Linked DNA regions of Homo sapiens: region 2 is linked to region 1. The links are chromatin loops, found by intact Hi-C in ENCODE. Cell type or tissue: PC-9. All regions are shown on one strand.

What was found. A loop is a pair of places that touch in the nucleus more often than their neighbours do. Peaks named below come from ENCODE experiments on the same cell type or tissue, not always from the same donor. Only the 100,000 strongest peaks of a DNase experiment are listed, where the experiment ranks them.
Region 2: it touches region 1 in a loop (14-fold over the local background); 15 of 110 quality-filtered maps call a loop at or near these places.

What each region holds. Positions count from the first base shown.
Region 1 is chr10:5,619,932-5,627,931 of GRCh38, reverse strand. It overlaps LOC107984199 (a long non-coding RNA gene), which reads left to right. Exons shown (of 2, transcript XR_001747344.2): 2 at 3,107-3,535. Among named protein-coding and RNA genes, the nearest start is that of LINC02677, 5.7 kb to the right of the region's middle. In PC-9, CTCF peaks have their summits at 4,396 and 4,595 (motif pointing right); DNase peaks (open chromatin) are centred at 4,671 and 5,181; H3K27ac peaks cover 1,364 bases.
Region 2 is chr10:4,811,015-4,819,014 of GRCh38, reverse strand. No RefSeq gene overlaps it. Among named protein-coding and RNA genes, the nearest start is that of AKR1E2, 11 kb to the left of the region's middle. RefSeq lists enhancers at 3,451-3,500, 2,937-3,584. In PC-9, CTCF peaks have their summits at 3,063 (motif pointing left) and 3,269 (motif pointing left); DNase peaks (open chromatin) are centred at 3,589, 3,990 and 5,874; H3K4me3 peaks cover 540 bases; H3K27ac peaks cover 1,028 bases.

The DNA.
Region 1 (8,000 bases):
GCCAGGACAACAGCCCTCACCAGAACCCAACCACACCAGCACTTTGACCTTGGACTTCCAGCTTCCAGGACCGTGAGAAAATAAATGTCTGCCGTTTAAGCCATCCAGACTGTGGTACTCCGTTATAGTAACCAGTGAGACAGTACCCACCCCACCTGCAGTCCTGGAAGGCACAGGTCAGTGTGTGGGTTCTGGATATTTGTGGCTTTAGCAACTGGAATTTTTATTTATTTATTTGAAATAGGGTCTGACTCTGTCACCCAGGCTGGAGTTCAGTGGCGCAATCACAGTTCATAGCAGCCTTGAACTCCTGGGTCCAAGTGATCCTCCTGCCTCAGCTTCATGAAAAACTGGGACCACAGGTGTGCACCACCATGCCTGGCTATTTTTAAAAATGTTTTGTAGAGATGGGATCTCGCCATGTTTCCCAGGCTGGTCTTGATCTCCTGGGCTCAAGAAATCCTTTCACCTTGGCCTCCTAGATTGCTGCGATTATAGGCGTGAGCCGCTACGTTCGACACAACTGGAATTTTTAGATGCCAATGTAGTCTCAACACTTTCTCCAGACATCCACACTAATGTGGTGAGGTGTATTGCTGGCTTAAAACAACAACAGGCCGGGCGCGGTGGCTCACGCCTGTAATCCCAGCACTTTGGGAGGCCGAGGCAGGCGGATCACGAGGTCAGGAGATCGAGACCATCCTGGCTAACACGGTGAAACCCTGTCTGTACTAAAAATACAAAAAAATTAGCCCAGCGTGGTGGCGGGCGCCTGTAATCCCAGCTACTTGGGAGGCTGAGGCAGGAGAATGGCGTGAGCCCTGGAGGCAGAGCTTGCAGTGAGCCGAGATCATGCCACTGCACTCCAGCCTGGGCGACAGAGCAAGACTCTATCTCAAAAAAAAAAAAAAAAAAACAGCAACAACACACCACAACAACGCCAACGTGTTCCCTGCCTATCCTCCTTCTCACTGTGAAACATATTTCGGACTGTGGAGAAAGCTTTCTAGTTAAGCAGGAAATTCCTTTCCATCTTTCAGGGCCCAGCTCATTTCTGACCCTTGTGAATGTTCCTTAATTTCCTCCCAGACTGAAGAATCCTTCTCTTTCTGGGTTTCCAGGTACCTTGCTTGTAACTCTACCCAAAGCACTTTGCTTTTAATTCTATAACAGTTCCTATCTTTCTTGATTCGAATACTTTATTCACGTGCTTGTAAAGTTTCCCAGACTGCAAGGACCTTGAGGCTAGAGGCCAGGTCCTGTCTGCCCTCACCCCAGCAGCTCCATGCCCAGCACACAGCCTGGCTCAGAGAATGAGCTCCGAACATGTTTGCAGGATGAGGGCCAAGGTGAACAGTGGCCTTCAGGGGCCCTGGCTGCTGGTGCCATGTGGGAGGGACATCTGTTGGTTCCCATCCGTCATTCCGGTTGCACCTGGCTGCTGCGCTCATTCGGCACAGAAGGCTGAACCGGGCACCTCAGTCATTTTTATTTTTTAACCATCATTTCCCAGGGTGACCCTGAGCCGGGCCGCAGCAGTGGAGGGAGCCCTGTTGTGGGAGCAGGTCTGGGATGACTGTGTGCTGAGGGCAGTTGTGAGGTCAGTGGGTAAAGGGAGGAAGTTGCCCTTTGGCAGTGTTTAAAATCTGGAATCTAAGTTTTATTCATGGTGTGGTGTAGATGAGTGAATATGCAACTATCTGAGTGTGTTCCCCACACAAGGGAGTCATCCCTCCCAGCAGATTTCCAGAACCTCTCGGAATAAACCTTCTGGCCCGTGTGTGGATCAACAACAGCTGCTCTCTCACAGCTGCCACAATTGTAGCTGTCCTTTAGGGCTTCTAAACTTCCAACCAGGGTGCCCTGGCAGAAAGCACTTCATGACGAGTCCAGAGTGAGCCCAGCATTGGGAAGGCTGCAGCACCTGTCTCCAAGCCAGAGTGGTGGCAAACCCAGAGACCAAGAGGGGCAGCCTTGCCATCAATGATGTCGCCTTTGGATCCCTGGGCATCTCCAAGGGGCTTCACCTGCTGCCCATGCAGGGCTCCCCACTGGATGCGGCCTGGCTCAGGGTCCACCTGGGAAATGAGAGCAAAAGCACATTATTATGATGGCTCCACTCTTTTCATGGGAAAAAGTATATATTTAGGATTAGCCAGCTGGATGCAGTTTATTTTATTTTTTAATTAATTACTTTTAATTTTTGAGATGGGGTCTCACACGGTTACCCAGGCTGGAGTGCAGTGGTATGATCATGGCTCACTGTAGCCTCAACCTCCTGGGCTCAAGTGATTCTCCCACCTCAGCCTCCTGAGTAGCTGGGACCACAAGCGTGAGCTACCATGCTGCGCTAATTTTTAAAAATTTTTAAAAATTTTGTAGAGATGAGGTCTCACTATGTTGCCCAGGCTGGTCTTGATCTCCTGGGTCCAAGGGACCCTCCCACCTTGGCCTCCCAAAGTGCTGGGCTTACAGGTGTGAGCCACCATGCCCAGCTCTGGACACAGTTTAGATGACCCGGTTTTGTGGGCAGCATCCAAACCATCTTAGCCAGGTGCCAATTGAACCTCGGGCCTGAGCAGGGTATGGGCCTTGGGCATACCGATGTCGGAGGGCTTCTTTCCAGCCTGTTTGCCCAGCGCCTGCCAGCTTTGACATCCATAAGAAGCACGTGTGTGGTTGTCTTCTGTTAGGCTGGTGCAAAAGTAATTGCGGTTTTTGCCATCTAAAGTAATGGCAAAAACCATGATTACTTTTGCACCAATCTAATAACGTCTTTATGGCGGACTCGGGTTGGGGACGCTCCTTCGGGTGCTCTTCCGAGGATAGCTGGGCTGTCTCCGGAGCTGCAGCGTCTTGGGCCGCCGGAGGGTGGCTGACGGCGGATCTACTTTTTGTGGCTGTGGACACCTTTCAGCACCGCCTCCTTGGTCCTCAAAGCCCCTACTGTGGCTTGGGCTTTGGGAGGGGCAGGCGCTTCCTTCATTACCTTGGGCGCCATCTTGAGAAAAGGGTCCTGGCAGTTCCGTTTCCGGTGCCTCCCGCGGGTGGCGAGCCTTCGAGATGGCCGCATCGGGCAAGTGCTGCTGTCTTCTCTGCTTTACAGATGTGGGGAGGTCTGGGAGGTTAAACCGTTTCCTCCAGATCACATTCCCGGGAAGACGAACCCAGCTGTGCCTGACTGCTCCTTTCTTCTCACTGCTTCTGCGGAGGTGGAGACGCCCGCGTAGCCCGTGTTGTCTTCCTCTGCCCACTCCAGGCCAAGCATCCCCCTTCCTGTCACGCGCTCTTTGATGGCTTCACTGTCCTGGACACCCCCTCAGATCTGTGCTGTCTCAGAGAAAGCAAGCGAGAATGGGCCCACGGTGCTCCTCGTCTTTGGAAATGGATTTTACCTTTATAAGTGAGAGCTTTCAGAGGCACAGAGTCCTGGGGCTGCATAGGAACAGGGGGCCTGGTCGGGGCTCTTTTCCTTTCCGGGACCTCTTTCTCTATAAAGAAAATAAAAATGCGATTTGAGGACTGTTGGTACAAATATGAATGTAATCTAGGCTGGATTCATAACTGTATATTATTATTATATTAAAATTTGACTTGAAAAGAAGTGGGGGCTGGGCGTGGTGGCTCACGCCTGTAATCCCAACACTTTGGGAGGCTGAGGTGGGTGGATCACGAGGTCAAGAGATCGAGACCATCCCGGCTAACATGGTGAAACCTCGTCTCTACTAAAAAATACAAAAAAATTAGCTGGGCGTGGTGGCGGGCGCCTGTGGTCCCAGCTACTCGGGAGGCTGAGGCAGGAGAATCGCTTGAACCCAGGAGGCAGAGGTTGCAGTGAGCTGAGATCAAGCCAGTGCACTCCAGCCTGGGCGATAGAGCGAGACTCTGTCTCAGAATAAATAAATACATTAATTAATTAATAAGAGTGGAAGTAAGAACGTTTTCTTGGGTCCCTAAAATATTGTGGGCTCCAGACACTGGAGGATAAGTCACCCCGAGTGTCCTACCCTTTATAATGAGTGGGAATTTAGCCATGGGGCTGGGCCGAAAGGGGCTGCTTTGGGGAAGTGATCCTTCTGGGATCCTGTAACTGCTGAAGATCAGAACAAAAGGGGAGATTGTTGAGGTTAGCTTTTTAACTTTTTTGAGACAGGGTCTCACTCTGTCACCCAGGCTGGAGTGCAGTGGCGTGATCTTGGCTCACTGCAGCCTTGATTTCTCATGCTTAAGCAATTTTCATGCCTCAGCCTCCAGAGGAGCTGGGCTGGGACTACAGGTACACACCACCATGCACGGCTGATTTTTTAATTTTTTGCAGAGACAGGGTCTCCCTATGTTGCCCAGGCTGAGGTGAGCTTTTTAGTGTCACCATTAAGCTGCTTGAAGCTCGGGGTCCTCTGCATGTTCTTAGTTTTCATGAATGAGCTGCAGGTTCACCCCTAAATATTTGCCAGCCACTGCTCAGGCACAGGTTTGTGGTCTGAGTCGTTGGTGCGCAGACGTCCTGAACTCCATTGGCCCTGACCTGCGGGTGACAGGTGCAGCAGGCTCAAAAGCTGCCCAGGTCCATTTGCACCCTCCTGGTGTTTAGCGTTTGGCCACACGGGGGCACGAGCGGGACAGCCTAGATCGGCCTGCGTCCCATCTGGGCCGTGGGAGGAGCCGCGGGAGAAGCCTTGGGCCTCGCCAAGCTGACTGTGGCCTGGGCCCAGGAGGGTGTCATCTAGAAGGCCCCTGCTCCCTGCCACCATCAGTAATCCCCAGCCCTGGAGGCATTGAAGGCAACTCAGTCCCAGGGAGCCACGGGCTGGGTGGAGCTGGGCCACCCTGATTACAGGTCGTTCAGAGCTGGTGGCCTGGGGGTGTCACACCCCGGGCCTCGGACTTCTTACCTGAAACACGCAGGGTGCCTGCGAAAGGTCTCAAAGGTCACTTTATGCTCTCAATTCTTCTAAAATTAAAATTAATTTAAAAAGACTTTTTCAGCTTTATTGAGGTATAATTAACAAATAAAAATTGTATATATTTAAGGTGTACATGATGCTTTGATATATGTATAGACCGAAATGATTATCAGTCAAACTAATGAACAAACCCATCAGCTCACGTAGCGACAGTATTTCTGTGTGTGTGGTGAGAACACTTAAGATAAAATCTTTTAGCAAATTCCCAGGATACAGTATTATTAACTGTACTCATGATGCCATACATTAGATCTCAAATAACTTACTCATCCTGCATAGCTAAAATGTTATACCCTTTGACTGACTCAGATCTTAATTCTGCAGAAAATGCACCAGGGCTGAAGTGTAAGGAGACAAGGAGGGTCTCCAGGGACCACCATAGGATTTTTTTTTTTTTTTTTGAGACAGGGTCTAGCTCTGTTGCCCAGGCTGGAGTGCAGTAGTGTGATCACAGCTCACTGCAGCCTTGACCTCCTGGGTTCAAGTGATCCTCCCATCTCAGCCTCCTGAGTACAGCTGGGACCACAGGTGTGCGCCACCACATCCAGGGACCGGAGGAATTTAATCCAGTTGAGCCATCAGCCTGGGTTACAGCCTCCTGCCCTGCAGCCTACTCTTCCCAACCCTGGGTGGAATGAGGCCACCCTGTTGGTCAGAACCAGCTCCTGAAAGACCCTGGCAACTTAGACGTGAATCCCAGTGAACTTTCCTCATGACAATGCTAAGTCTCTACCCTGGAAAAGCTGCAGCTTCAGGACCATAACATGCAACCCATGTGCTGGCATGATGACAGGGTCCTGTGCCACAGAGACCCCTGCTCTACATGCGACGATGCACCCTCTGCCCTCTCCATTGCCCCATAATACCCTCCTGTCACTTTCCCTTGGAGAGACACTGCTTTGAGAATATGCCCAGTGCCCTCCTTATTGGAGCCAAGTAATAAACTCATGGATCAAAACTTGCATTCTCACAGAGAGTCATTGTTGCTTGACAGGGGAATGAACCCTGCTATTTTTCGGGTAGCAGAAGCTCATGTTTCATGGCACGGCCAGTTTCTGATACCTGCTTGGCCATTACCTTGGCTGGGTGACGTGAGGCAAGTCACCTTTCCTCTCAGATTCTCTCTTTGTGTGTTGTTGGCCCTGTCATTTCATTTTTTATTTTTGTTTTTGAGACAGTCTCATTTTGTCACCTAGGCTGGAATGCAGTGGCATGATCTCAGCTCACTGCAACCTTCGCCTCTTGGGTTCAAGCACTTCTCGTGCCTCAGCCTCCCAAGTAGCTGGCACTACAGGTACACACCACCATGCCTGGCTAATTTTTGTATACTTTGGAGAGACGGGGTTTCGCCATGTTGTCCAGGCTGGTCTTGAACTCCTGAGATCAAGTAATCCTCCTGCCTCAGCCTCCCAGAGTGCTGGGGTTACAGGCGTGAGCCACCGCACCCAGCCAGCCCTGTCCTTTCAATGGACCCTAGCTTGTCTGGGAGCATTCTTTGTGGGGTGAGAGGGGAGTCCATGTAAACTTTGTTTTCTACCTCCATCCCCCACACTGGCTGAGGAAGTTCTGGCTGGGGGCTGTCTCAGAGGAAGGGGGCTGCCTACAGGGGGCCAGGTGATTCCATCACCCGGAACCTCGAACCTTCCACTGTCCTGCTGCTGAGGCCTGGAGGGACAGTTGAGTCTGGGGAGAAAAAAAGCCAGGAGAACTGTGCCTGAAGTAGAAAGTCCACTAATTTGTCCCACAACCATAACCCTGCACCCCCGGCTCCCACGCGGCTTCGTCCGGACCCGGCAATGAACCGCTTCCCCAGGTGCTTGTTATTTAAACTGTCTCCACCATCCTGTGACTTCTCTTAAATTTAACCATCTTGGTGTCTTGCCATCCGGCCCCGAACAGGGGTGTGGAGGAGTTAGCTGGGTGCTGACGGATGAACGCAGAGTTCTGGGTCCTGCTCCGGGTTCGTTTTGTAGAAATGTATCGAGGGAATGAATCATTTTCATCAATGGGTGTTTTCCCTCCTATCTTTTCATTTCTTTTTGTTTTAGGACATCTTAGTATCTTGGAATTCTGGGAAGGAGAATGTAAACATTTTTCAGAACCAGCATTTTCCCGTCTTCTGTTTGGTCTGGGGCGTGTCTTGGCCTCTCCTGGGATGTGGTGGCTGTGGAAGGCTGGTGGGGGTGCACCTTCCACAGCACCCCGAGACCCTGGGTAGCTCCCACGTGCCTGCTCTTGCTTTCAGCCCTAAGGGCCAGCTGGTGGGGCCGCCACTCAGCTCAGGGCTGGTGCAGGGCGCTCAGGGCATGTCTTTTGTCCTGATGGGCTCTGGAGGCCGCAACCTCAATTCTGCCTTTTGGTTTTCCCAAGTGAAGGAGAAACACCCAGCCCGGGGTGGGTGGGATGACGCTCGGCTCCGAGTGGAGGCTGGAACACAAAGTGAGTTTCTCCGGAGTGTGGGTTCCTCCTCTGCCATGTGGCAGCCTCCCCATTTCTTCCTCCTCCCCCTGTCCCACGCACTCATCAACCACCTAAGCCTAAACCACTTTCCCAGCGGCTCCCTCCTCCTTCCTCTGTGGATCCTGGGACTCTGTGGCCCATGAGATACCTCCAGCTTCCCTGACCTGGAGGCCAAGGTCACCTGCCCAGTAGCCTTAACTTTGGCAGGGCAGGTGTCCCGAGACCTCCCTCCCTGGGACCCCAGCCACCTCCCCCACAGCCTGCCCATTCTCCATCCCCCCTCCCTGTAAGCCAGGCTCCAAAGCCAGTCATAACAAGGCACAAGAAAGGAAAGCGGAGAAAAGGAAAAACGTGTATCTTGGCCTCAACACAAACCTAGAGACGATTCACTTCCAAACCACTGAAAACAAGGACGTGCCAGGGCTCTGATGCAAGGGTCTGATGCCGTGCGCTCACTCCTGGCCTTGCAGAAAGGGGTCTCTGTTGGGGGTGGGGGTGAGAATGGGGAGCGACAAGGGAGGAGACAGTCCCCCCACTCCGAAGCAGGGCTGAAAGTTGAGCCCCCATAGGGCTTCC
Region 2 (8,000 bases), 810 kb after region 1:
ATGCCTTTATTTTTTTAGTTTTGTAATTTAAAAAAATGTACCCAGGTCTTCATTGCAGATATTCTTCAGTATGGAAAACTCCCCATTTCCTCTCTACTTCTCTTTACTACCACTGTGCTTTTTTTTTTTAAGTTGGAAAGGTAGCCCATATTTTAGAACTATAAGATAATTTCCTGTAGGTTTTTATTCTAAATTTTTTGTTTAGAATAATATGAAAGCATTCATTTATGGGATGATATCTAATATTAGATAATATTAGATAATAATATTGTTGATATTATATGTCAGCTTTTATAGCTCATAGTCAAATTTACAACAATTCAATCTCAGATGTCTAGAATATATTTGTCCTTTCTGTAAATGATTTGCATCTTTTCATAAAATCTTAGTTTGAACTACCCAGATATGCCTTCTTGTTTTAGGGTGCTTCAAATGTCTTGGGCAAGAATTTAGGAGAATAATATAAATGATAAAGATGTAAACAAATGAACAATTACCACATTCTTTATAATGAAAGAATTGAAACTCTAGATGACAAGAAGATGGTATATATATGAGTAAATGTTAAAGCCCCGTCGTGTACACATGAGAATGTGGAAGGAAAGGGTCTTGTCCCCCTCGATGGGGACACACAGGGGATAGCAACTTGCCAATCTCAGACTGTGCAGGCACGTACCCTTCGAAGCAGCAGTTCCTCTGCATTATAGCACTGTGTGACACAGAGAAAAAAATAGGAACAAATGATGTGTCTGTAGCAAGGCTGCTTCTGGAGGTATTAATTTATGCATCTCTCCTCTCTCTGCTTCTCCTTCTTCCCTCTTCCTTTATTTCCTCCTGGAGTTGGGCCTTACAGCTCCTTGTCTGAGGGATCTGGGCAGGGAAGGCAGCAGAAGCTTCCAGAAGACAAAGGCTCTTCAGGCCAAGTGCCCTGGATACAGGGTGAAGAGAAGGAGCTTTGGAAAGAAAGATCTGAGGGTAAAGCCTGCAATGCCTCTCCTGGACCCAAGGATGGGTGAGTGACTGCTCTCTGGCCAAATGGCTGCTGCTTCATCCCTTGGTGAGAGGCACTCAGAGGGACGACTCGCAGCCTCAAGGAGGACGCCCTGTTCCTCTGGCCCAAAAGCAGCGAGAGCCTGATAACCGGGAGACAAGAGCAGGGGCCATCCACCTTCAGCAGGGACTGGCTATCCAACTGGCTTCTTCACCAGCCTGGTTGGAATTAAGTCCACTGGAAGGAAACAACAACTATTTTTAATATTAATTTAAGTTGTTTTTTTGTTTTGTTTTGTTTTGTTTGAGACGGACTCTTGCTCTGTCGCCCAGGCTGGAGTGCAGTGGCACAATCTTGGCTCACTGCAAGCTCTGCTTGCCGGGTTCACGCCTTTCTCCTGCCTCAGCCTCCCCAGTAGCCGGGACTACAGGCGCCTGCCACCACGCCCAGCTAATTTTTTGTATTTTTAGTAGAGATGGAGTTTCACCATGTTAGCCAGGATGGTCTCGATCTCCTGACCTCGTGATCCGCCCACCTTGGCCTCCCGAAGTGTTGGGATTACAGGTGTAAGCCACTGCGCCTGGCCTTAAGCTTTTACATTGGAATTTGTTTTGCCTTAAATTGGAAGAATAAAGACTGATTGGATGAATTGTGGAATCTATAGAAGGGAATATTCTGCCACTACTGAAATCCATGTGGTGCAGCCACACATGCTGATAGGGAAAGTGTCCAAGGTCCCACATTCAGTGAAAAAGCAAGACGTGTGATATGGTTTGGCTTTATGTCCCCACCCAAATCTCATGTTGACTTGTAATTCCCAGTGTTGGGGGAGGGACCAGGTGGAAGGTGATTGCATCATGGGGGCAGATTCCCCCTTGCTGTTCTCGTGATAGTGAGTTCTCATGAGATCTGATGGTTTAAAAGTGTGTGACAGTACCCGCTTCCCTCTCTCTCTCTCCTGATCGGCCATGTTAAGATGTGCTGGCTTCCCCTTTGCCTTCTGCCAAGGTTGTAAGTTTCCTGAGGCCTCCCCACCCATGCAGAACTGTGAGTCAATTAAACCTCTTTTCTTCATAAATGACCCAGTGTCAGGTAGTCATTTATAGCAGTGTGAGAACAATTAATACAACGTGGAATTTGATAAATATGATACATACATTCAAACACTTAATATACTGTATATACATACACACACATATACACATATGCATACATATACAAACATACACATATGTAAATACACACATACATACATACAAATACACAGACATGGGCACATAGACATACACACAAAGATGTACTCACAGACACACAAATACACAGACACAAGTACACAGACACACACACATATACTGTATACACACACGTGCATACACATATGTAATATGCATACACATACACAGAGACACAAATAAACACAAATAGACACACATACATACACCCACATAGACACACTCACCCCAAAGACACATACACATTCATATACACACACACACCCCATCTATCTATCCATCTATGTGCTCCATATGCACAGAGAATTTTGCAGTAAATGAGAAATGTAACAGTGATTACCTACGGGAGGGAGCAGTAAAGCATAAGACAATTTTTAAAATGCTGCATGTTGTGAGACTTTTAAAACACACATGTCTTAATTTATGATTTTTAAAAACGGTTTATAAATGGAAGAAATGTGAGAAAAGACATTTTTATATTTACTTGCACAGGCAAAAAATGTAAAGCCAACATATTTTTCGGAGCCTCATTTTCTAAATAATTATCTTCTTATTGATTATTTATAGATTGATTCAGAGAAAAATCACAAATTGTAAATCAAGTTGATTAGGATGTACTTCACTTGAGCTTTGGAAATATTTTGTGAATTCATTAATTTATAAATAAAATTGAGGGAAAATAATGGTATAATTAAAAATAGTTCCTACATGTTAGTGGACAACTTGCCTTCTAAGTTAGGACTTCAAAGTTGGTGAAACCCTTGTGCGCTTTATAGATTGGTTCTTCCTGCCCTCTGGTGGCCATTAATCGTTCCTACATATTAGTGGACAACTTGCCTTCTAACGGAGGACTTCAAAGTTGGTGAAACCCTTGTGCGCTTTATAGATTGGTTCTTCCTGCCCTCTGGTGGCCATTAATCGTTCCTACATATTAGTGGACAACTTGCCTTCTAACGGAGGACTTCAAAGTTGGTGAAACCCTTGTGCGCTTTATAGATTGGTTCTTCCTGCCCTCTGGTGGCCATTAATCGTTCCTACATATTAGTGGACAACTTGCCTTCTAACGGAGGACTTCAAAGTTGGTGAAACCCTTGTGCGCTTTATAGATTGGTTCTTCCTGCCCTCTGGTGGCCATTAATCGTTCCTACATATTAGTGGACAACTTGCCTTCTAACGGAGGACTTCAAAGTTGGTGAAACCCTTGTGCGCTTTATAGATTGGTTCTTCCTGCCCTCTGGTGGCCATTAATCGTTCCTACATATTAGTGGACAACTTGCCTTCTAACGGAGGACTTCAAAGTTGGTGAAACCCTTGTGTGCTTTATAGATTGGTTCTTCCTGCCCTCTGGTGGCCATTGCTCAAAATGCAGACAGAGCTGTGTGGAGGTGAAACAATGAAACTTTTTTTGTTTTTTCGCTTTGTTTTGTTTTGTTTTTGAGACGAAGTTTCGTTATAGTCACCCAGGCTGGAGTGCAATGGTGCAATCTCGGCTCACTGCAACCTCCGCCTCCCGGGTTCAAGCGATTCTTCTGCCTCAGCCTCCCGAGTAGCTGGGATTACAGGCGCCTGCCACCATGCCCAGCTAATTTTTGTATTTTTAGTAGAAACGGGGTTTCACCACGTTGGCCAGGCTGGTCTTGAACTCCTGACCTCAGGTGATTCGCCCGCCTTGGCCTCCCAAAGTGCTGGGATTACAGGCATGAGCCACTGCACCTAGCACAATGAAACTATTAATACAGCCCAGGCAGTGACTCACAGAAGCCTGAGAAATCCTCTCAATTTCCTCATTTTAATTTTGCAACATAATCTTGCTATCTTGATTAGTCTCACTCGATATTACTGACATAAAATCGAATTATGCCATCTCAAGTATTTCAGTTATATATTAAATTATCGAAAGCTACAGTAATTTTCTGTAAAACTTTTACATGTATAGTATATTGTTAGACCTTACCACAATAAGGGGTGTTTTGCAAATAAGAAAATAAAAACACTTTTAAGTGAACTTATTTTTTTTCTTACTGTTAGGTAAGTCCTTTAAATATTCTATATTTTTGTTTCACATTACCACTCCGTATGTTCTGTCAAGTGTACACTTACTATTCAGATTCCACGAGGAATAGAGTGACTCCGAGGGAGGCTGGTACACTTAGTAAGTGGCAGGCCCAAGGGTTGGAAAACAATCTGGCTCCTGAGTTTGTGTCTAAGCTTTCCTTCTTTTAAAAATCCATAGGGTTAATTGTGAAGTAATTTTTAAGCATTTAACTAGAATGTGTTGATAATGTGCAACTTGTAAAATCTTATAAGATACAATTTTTGTTTAAGGCAATGTTTGTTTACCTTTTTTTTTTTTTTTTTTCCTGAGACAGAGTCCTGCTCTGTTGACCAACCTGGAGTGTAGTGATGGGAGCTCTGCTCACTGCAACCTCTGCCTCCCGGTTTAAGCCTTTCTCGTGCCTCAGCCTCCCGAGTAGCTGGGATTACAGGAGCATGCCACCAAGCCTGGCTAATTTTTGTATTTTTAGTAGAGACGGGGTTTCACCATGTTGGTCAGCCTTGTCTCAAACTCCTGACCTCAAGTGATCCACCTGCCTTGGCCTCCCAAAGTGCTGGGATTTCAGGCGTGAGCCACTGTGCCCGGCTGGTTTACCGTATTTTTTAATACACTAATATGTGTTAGCCTCAAAGACCTAGTTTCTTCTATAAAGTTTATAAACCAGGCTTCATGATTTTAGGGGAGATGACTTTTTAGAATATCTAAAAGGAGATGTTTCATTTTTTAAACCAAAATTTAGAAGCAGAAGCTACCTGGCACTAGTGTCCTTTTATCCATCATGAAAGTCTAGTCCCTTTGGTAGGGGACAAATGGATGCTTGTGGCTCAAGAGAAAGTAAACCCTGAGAAAGAGTTACTGAGTTAGAGTATGGTTTCAGATAAAAACGGTGATTAACTTCAGAAGATTTTTTTTATAATTATGGAACTCCAGACTAAACATTCTTAGGGTTTCTGGTCCAAAAGAGCTTCATTAAAAAAATATATATATATATACTTGGACATTCCACTGATCGCCGCTGTTTCAGGTGGGGTCATTTTAAGCTGTTAGTCATCTCTGGACCAGTCGCTGTGATCATTCCAAATGATTTCCCCCTTGAATTTCAATGACATCTATGCTGGGCTCAAGGGCTCATGCCTGTAATGCCAGCACTTTGAGAGGCCAAGGTGGGTTGATCACTTGAGACCAGGAGTTTGAGACCAGCCTGGCCAACGTGGCAAAATCCTGTCTCTACTAAAAATACAAAAAAAAAAAAATTAGCTGGGCACGTTGGCTCATGCCTGTAATCCCAGCTACTCTGGAGACTGAAGCACGAGAATTGCTTGAACCCAGGAGGCAGAGGTTACAATGAACCGAGATGACACCACTGCACTCCAGCCTGGGCAACAGAGTAAGACTGTCAAAAAAAAAAAAAAAAAGAAGAAGTCAATGACATTTGGCTTATGTATGCAACTCATACAGTGCTGACTTTAAACAGCCAGTACAGTAGGAGAAAGGGAACGACCCCCAAGAACTAGAGAAGAATCATCATCGCATAGGAGTTAAGCACATAAGCCCCATGTGTAACGGACCAGGTCAGGTGCTTGCTGAGTCACCAGTGATGCATCTGGAGATGTGTGACTCCCTGCAGCATCAAAGCAACTCCTGGGAAGTCTCACGGAGGCAGAAGAGAGACTCAGTTATAAATGCAAATGCTAAATCTGGCCGGCTGTACTGCCTATGTGAAGACCATATTAAAATAACCAGGCAACTTTTTTGATGTTAATTTAATAATAACAGCTATGCAAAATACTTAAAAACCAACTGTTTCAATTCAAGCAAGTCCCACTTCCACCCTAGGGGTGGGGTATTCTTTTTAACCCGACTTTCATGATGGATAAACCAAGGCACAGAGAAGTTCAGTAACTTTTCCAGGACTCCAGTCTCGTAAGTGACAGGGAGGACGGACTCCTGGGTCCACCCTGGCATAGAAGCATACTGTGTTATCTGTGTAACGGCCCGCCTGCCGGTGCTGCAAGCTCCCGAGGATGGGAAATGTGTGTTACCTTTCCACCGGAGGCCCAGCACCTTCATCACTGCTGCTTTCCTAGCACAGTGTGTTTGTTGGTGTGGAGGAGTGTTTAGAAGGCAGGAATTTGCTCTTTTTTTTTTACATAGCACTGCCCTGGAGACAGGGACCAGATCTTCAAGAGGGAACATTATTTATTCATCATCGATTATGGTTGCAGTGTGAAACAGAAAGAATACAGACACAAAATACACAGTACCTGCTCTCACAGGCCTCACATCTTCTTAAGATGACAGAGTGATATTAATTTTAAGATAAAATTCTTATTTAAAGGCTGGCTTCCATATTAATCCTAAATGAGTGTGGGCTTCATATTGGAGTTTCAAAATACAGGAATCAAAAGCTGATAGAACTGAAAAGGGGAAATAAGTCTGCAATTCTAGCTAGAGATTTCAACACAGTAATGGATAGAATCAGTGCCTAGACAATCTGTGGAAAGACAGAAGAGCTGGACAACTCTACCCTGCCCGGGACATTAGTGACCACACCCAATTGAAGCAAATACACATTCTGCTCACAGGCATTTGGGACATTCACCAAGAGAGAAGAGAACACATTCTGGGCCATAAAATGAATGTGTGTTGGAAAGGATGGAAATTCTGCCACATTCGCACCCCCAGCTGCAAAGCCTCTCTCTGGGTGCAGATGGAGAGAACAAGCCTGCTGTTGGGGTGACAGGCAGCACCTGTGTGCAATTGTACAGGCCTGCACTAAACAATCTCAGAGTGTGCAGGAGAGGAGAAGGTGGTGAGACATGTGGAAGGGGAGCCATCAGCAGGACACAACTCCTTGCAGCAACTGTGGGGCTCAAGAGAGGAGTAACAGCCAGGAATATTCACTGGTTCCTGGCTTGGGTAATGGTGTGGGTTATGATTTAATTCACTAATCATAAAAGTGCAAGGCAAGAGGAAAGATTTGGAATGAGTCTGTGCATCTGTGTCATTGTGTGTGTGTCCATGAGTTTGTGTGTGTTTGTGTGTGTCTCTGTGTGTCTGAGGGTGTCTGTGTGTCTGTGCATGTGTTGGTGTGTGTGTGTATGTGTGTGTCTGTATTTCTGTGCATGTCTGTGTATGAATGTGTGTGTCTGAGTGTGAGTGCATTTGTGTGTGTATAAGTGTGTGTGATTAGTTCAGATTTTCTGTCTTATCTATTGGAGAGAATACCAATTTGAACACAAGTGAGATAGCTCTCCTAGATAAATGGATGTCCAGGTCAAGCGCATTCAGGCGGTGGACAGGCCCAAAGTTGTGAGTGGAGAGTGGGGAGGAAGAAGTGATGGGAGAGGGTCCTGAACACCTCCATTAACAAGGACACTGATGGATGGGCAGAAGCTGAGACCATGAAGCTTGTACTGCAGAACTAGGAAAGGAGAACCCAGTGGAAGGAGTTTGGCAGGCATTACTGGTCGTCCACTCAACAAGCATTGCTCCTCCATCCACACTGGCAGAACCTGGCCACCCCTTTCTTCGTGAATCAGGACAGTCCTGATGAGCGTAAGCCTGTCCTGTGGTCCCCTTCCCTATTGGATTGAATCATTTAGAGGGGGGAATGGCTCCTAAGCCCAAATAGGACTTTTTCTACTTAGGAACTCATAAGCTAAGGGGAGTCTTTTCTTTTTAGGCTGTGAATCATTTATGCTGGGACAAGAGGCTGCCG